Regions from separate parts of the Homo sapiens genome. Here region 1 is linked to region 2. Evidence: chromatin contacts called from ENCODE Hi-C or POLR2A ChIA-PET data. All regions are on one chromosome and are shown on one strand. The core of a region is the stretch at or near the end of the contact, and the rest is flanking DNA. Distances in the headings are between cores, read along the strand shown.

Region 1 (2,700 bases), core at 81-2,580, 380 kb before region 2:
CTCCCAGCTAATGACTCATGCATCAGAAATCCACAGGCTCTTAATGGCAACACACTCACACATGTGCTAACACACCGCTACACTATCTCACACACTCACACCTATACAAGCACACACACTTATATTCCCCCTGAAATCTGCCGGAATGAAGTCACTGTGAGTGGCCACTAGAATCAGGCCTTTCACAAGTTAGAACAAATATGAGGACTCTGCATAGTTGAGACTCATCCTGCTAGAGTGTGTTTGAAGTACAAGGGCCTAGCTAGGATTTACAGACGGTGGCTCCAGGGAAGCCTGGTGTGGGCAGGGGAATGGGGGAGGGGATGAGGCCCCAAAGGTAGAGCACAGCAGGGATGTCTTGAACTGCTGACCTCAGGTGATCCACCTGCCTCGGACTCCCAAAGTACTGGGATTACAGGCATGAGCCACCGCGCCTGACAAAGGGATGTCACAGGCCCCACATGGCCTAGACCTGGGGCTATGGGCAAAGCAGGGGAGAGAGGAAGACGTCAAAGGGAAGGAGGGAAGTGAAGGCCAGAGGCGGATGCTCACCTGAGTCCAGAGGCAGCCCAGGTTCTGCAGTTCAGGGCAGCGTGATCCCAGGGAGTCCCAAAGGAAGGTGAGAGGCGTCAGGGACAAAGGCAGGGAACTGAGGGTTGAGGAGCTGATGGGAGTATCAATAGGGCTGGGATAGGATGAGGTAGCCAAGGCATCCCTGGCGCAAAATTGAAGAAGGCGCCAACTCTCAAGTTCATGCAGATACCAAGCTTGCACTTGCGCGAGCCTGGGAATTAGGTCCTCTTATATTTCACGCCCTAGGCCCCTCTCTACCTTCACCCTAGTACTTCAGGGAGCTCTGTACTGGAAGAGGGGACACCACTGTTAGAGTCAACTAGGTCTCTGGCCAGGAAGGGACCTAGAGGAGGTTGGTGTGGCTGCATAGGACTCAGAGAAGTTGAGCGTGGCCCTTCTGAGGAGTCCTGTGCCCCAGCAACTCCTCCCTGGCAGGGACTTAGGGTAGACCCAGCTCAGAGGGTTAAAGAAGGCCAGCAGTCTCCTTACCCCCAGACCTTGGGCAGAACTCAGAGGCCTTCCTGCCATCCTTCCCCAAGGCAGCTCATAGGGGTGGGGTGCCTGGGTGGTGGCTCTGATCCAGAAGACCCTTCCCAGACCCATCCTGGAAGGGAAGAGGAAGAAGGAAACTGCCAGGGAGACTGGGGCTGATGAAGTCACTGTTTTGATGGCTTCAGGGGAAGCTATTAATACCCACAAGGTGATGCTCCAGCACCAGTCACCGTGGCAACACCCACACACCCAGCAGTGCAGATTCTGCGGGCAGTGCCTGAGGGGGTGGGTGTCAGTGCACACGTGTGCACTTTCGCGAACACCTGTGTCCTTGTATGTGCATGCGTAGGTGTTGTGAGTGCACACACAGGCATGCAGGAGAGGGAGGCCCCAGGCAGGGACCTGAGGAAGCTTCCTTCAACAGCAGCTCCACTCCCACCTTCCCTTCCTTCCCTGTTGCTCTCTTCTTGCTGATTTCTCTTTTTTTTTTTTTTATACAGAGTCTTGCCCAGTGGGAGCACAGTGGCACGATCTCAGCTCACTGCAATCTTGCAACCTCCACCTTCCAGGTTCAAGCAATTCTCCAACCTCAGCTTCCCGAGTAGCTGGGACTACAGGCACACACCATCATGTCCAGCTAATTTTTTTTCCTTCTTTTTTTTTTTTTTTTTTTGAGACGGAGTCTCGCTGTGTCACCCAGGCTGGAGTGCAGTGGCGCGATCTCAGCTCACTGCAAACTCCGCCCCCTGGGTTCACGCCATTCTCCTGCCTCAGCCTCCTGAGTAGCTGGGAATACAGGTGCCTGCCACTACGCCCGGCTAATTTTTTGCATATTTGGTGGAGATGGGGTTTCACCGTGTTAGCCAGGATGGTCTCAATCTCCTTACCTCGTGATCCACCCGCCTCGGCCTCCCAAAGTGCTGGGATTACAGGCATGAGCCACCGTGCCCAGCCAATTTTTGTATTTTTAATTGAGATGGGGTTTCACCGTGTTGGCCAGGTTGGTCCCTAACTCCTGACCTCAAGTGATCCGCCCGCCTCAGCCTCCCAAAGTGCTGGGATTACAGGAGTGAGCCACCGCACCTGGCCCTTGCTGGTTTCTTTCACTCTCTACCCCCTTCCCACCCCCTCTCGTCTTTCCCCCTGCCCTTCCTTCTCTGCTTCTTCCCACCCTGGTCACTTTCTCTCCTTGCAACCTCTGTTCTTCCCACCCTGGCTGTCCGCTCCTGCCTGGTTCGCCTCTCTCTACCTCCCTTCCTCTTTCTCTCTCTCCATAGCTTCCAGATCCATTCAAGTCTTGAAGAGTTACCGCGTTGATAAAATAATAGCATATTTAACTGAGAGTCTACTCCCTTCCCTGAGCCTCTGGATACTGAGTTCAGAACCAACCAGAGTGATGACCTTTCCTCAGGCAGACAAAAGTGGGGCGCCTCTAGGCCAAGCTGGACTCCCCTGAATTGAGACCACCCTAGTCAATGGCATGACACCTCCCTCCAGGCAGAGAAATTAACCTTAAAATGGGAAACAGCCACAACTATCCCTGGCTACCACAGGTAGCACCCTCCCATTCCCCAAGTCCCAGCCCATTGTTTCATTTTGTTTGGGTTTTGTTTATTTGTTTGTTTGTTTGAGACA
Region 2 (2,700 bases), core at 120-2,619:
TGTAATGCTTTTAGGACTTTTAGACATTGCATCTGGTCATTTCTGCTCTTCGGTTGAGTACCCCAAAAATCCAAGAATTGGAGGAGCCCAGTGACATGTTTTCAAAAACCTAAATGTCTCTAGGGAAAATGACTCCCTATAAAGTTAAACATAATGCATATCTTTAAAGTGTCAGTATATTTAATGGATTATGTATCTTCAACTCAGTTATTTTACTAGACTAGGTAGTTTCTTTTAACTTTATAGAGTATAAATTGGCTTACTAAGGGCAGATTTCCACTGACAATCAAAATTTAAAAATTTCCTTCCATTCCAAATTTAGATATCTGGTTAGATTTTTAGCAGTGTGCAGTTGATTCTAGTCATCTTGATAATGATGACTAGAATCTTGATAATGACTAACCTAGTAGTTAGGTATAGGTAGACTCAGCTAAAATGGGTACTTGGAAGCAAGATGAGGCCACTCTGGTATTTGTATCCTTTATTCAGTCTGTTTCACTACCCATAGTTTAATTTTAAACACCATTTGCCAGCTGTATTCAGTTTCTATCGTGTTAGCCTGAAATGTGCTAGAGAAAATAAACTAAGACCAATAGACTTATTTTTCTGTTTGTCTTTCGACTTAACATTTTAGGATCAGACTTGGCTTGTATTCCAGACTCAGGGTGCCAGAAAAGTAAATAATACACAATAATACTTAGGCTTATCTTCAATACCCTTGTTTTGTTATGGCCAATTAGGCTAATTTTAGTGATGGTCAGAGGCTTCTAAATTGGAGGGCAGTAGTAACTCCTGTAAATACCAATTTCCAAATGGTATCTCTCTGTTCCAGCCCATCACAACAGTTTTAAAACCAGCTTTTGTTTTTGTTTTTGTTTTGTTTTGTTGCTTTTTGTTTTTTAACAGGAGAGCCAGTGTAACTCCTTCAAGACTGGAGTGACACACACTGCATCTGCATCTGCCTCATGTGAGTTCTCATTTTGGCAGCAGCACTCTGCTAGGCTGGAACCTCTGTAGAGGTTTGCCCTTTATTTTTCTAAATCTATAAATTACTACATAGTGTGTCTTGGTGGCAATGGTAAAAAGTGCATGAGAATTCCAAACTTCTCTGCAGAAAGTTTTCTGCTCATTCCAAAGGGACTTTGTCCTTTAATATGTATTCTATCTTGTATGAACAGCATCTACTCAAAACAGAGCCCACAACTTTCATCCTGAAAACATAGTTATTTTTTGAAGAACTGTTTTTTCCTTGCAGATTATGGAGTAAAGAATATCTTTAAATGCTCTCAGTAACTTCAACTTTCAAAGCGTTGGTTGTTTTCTTTATAGTCTAATTATGTAACCTGAGAACACTGTGTGCTGTCCTAGTGGCTGAAGCAGTCCTCCTTTTGGGACTCTAGCCCTTAAAATAGCTTCTTCCTTTGTCTTCCGATATTGAGTAACTAGGGGTAGGCCAGAGTACCTTCTGGGAGAAGAAATAAGCAGATATTGTGTGAAGTTATGTTTACTCTGAAGCTATTGCCTGGGTTTTGGAACCACAGAAAGTCAATTGTGAGAGTTGAGCTTGAAGCTGTGCATCATTTACTTGCCACAGTTGTGGGAGAGAAATTGAAATTAGAGCCTTTGCAGCTGTGGAGAGGCATAAAGCTCTAAGTCTGAGGAGATATATGTGGTTTCCTATAAATATCTGAGGCTGGCTTTGTAGGGCCTGGTTGATTAAAAAAGGAATTTTATTTTTTATATTTTACTTTTATTTTTAAAGGAATGGCAGTACTTAGCTTCAGGAATTTTTGCCACCAGGTCACAATAAATATGTTTATCACTGAGGGACACTTAGAATAAAACATCTAAATTCATGCTCTGTGTGGCTGCAATTCTGCGTCTCCAACCTTGGTTGTACTATATAGCAGATAATTTAATGACCAAGGAGTTTGTGTTGCTGAAATGATTATCTGGGAAAATCATTTGTGATTATCTGGGAAAACTGACATTTTCTCATAAGCTTGTAGGTCTTACTGATTAATAGAGCTTGATGAAATAGTGTTGTCAGGGTAGAACTTGGACTCTCTTTATTAAATCCATTCCCACTTGTGAGTAGAGCAGTTTATTTTGGACTAGTTGAAAAAAATTGGAGGGAGAAGTGTATGTTTCAACACCCAAGCTTAAGTTTTGATGGCTTATGTAATCTAGAAATTCACTTTTTGCAGTGGTAGTATATATACCCTATCACAAAGAGCTTTTGTTTGTTTGCTTTTTGAGATGAAGTCTCACTCTGTTGCCCAGACTGGAGTGCAGTGGTGCAGTCTTGGATCACTGCAACCTCCGCCTCCTGGGTTCAAGCATTTCTCCTGCCTCAGCCTCCTAAGTAGCTGGGACTGCAGGTGCGAGCCACCACGCCCAGCTAATTTTTGTGTTTTTAGTAGAGACGGGGTTTCGCCATATTGGCCAGGGTGGTCTCAAACTCCTGACCTCAAGTGATCCACACGCCCCGGCCTCCCAAAGTGCTGGGATTACAGGTGTAAGTGCTGGGATTACAGGTGTGAGTTACCACTCCTGGCCTTACAAAGAGCTTTTGGAGACTCAAAGAGACCTAAATTTTGGCTTCAGCTGATGTTTGTACTTGCTATATAACTTCACGTCAGCAAATGGGGAAGATATATCATATTTTTAGGAAGTACTCTGAGTTCATTGAGAAAAAGG

Evidence for each region. Hi-C counts contacts between places; a loop is a spot of excess contacts on that map. ChIA-PET counts read pairs that join two places held with the same protein, here RNA polymerase II (POLR2A). Pooled maps may share reads with other maps.
Region 1: a pooled map shows a loop between it and region 2 (2.5-fold over the local background). The contact joins two enhancer-like sites. A Hi-C loop is called at or near these places in 2 of 50 pooled maps. POLR2A ChIA-PET finds 5 or more read pairs at or near these places in 2 of 52 experiments (HCT116 and activated T-cell).

What each region holds. Positions count from the first base shown.
Region 1 is chr10:103,489,449-103,492,148 of GRCh38, reverse strand. All of the region lies in intron 3 of NEURL1-AS1 (NEURL1 antisense RNA 1), which reads left to right. Among named protein-coding and RNA genes, the nearest start is that of NEURL1, 2.9 kb to the left of the region's middle. RefSeq lists a silencer at 1,465-1,534. Within about 2 kb of position 1,330, at least 2 of the 41 ENCODE cell types and tissues checked have a DNase peak (open chromatin) inside an H3K27ac peak, as active enhancers do.
Region 2 is chr10:103,110,012-103,112,711 of GRCh38, reverse strand. All of the region lies in intron 4 of NT5C2 (5'-nucleotidase, cytosolic II), which reads left to right. Among named protein-coding and RNA genes, the nearest start is that of NT5C2, 82 kb to the left of the region's middle. Within about 2 kb of position 1,369, at least 3 of the 41 ENCODE cell types and tissues checked have a DNase peak (open chromatin) inside an H3K27ac peak, as active enhancers do.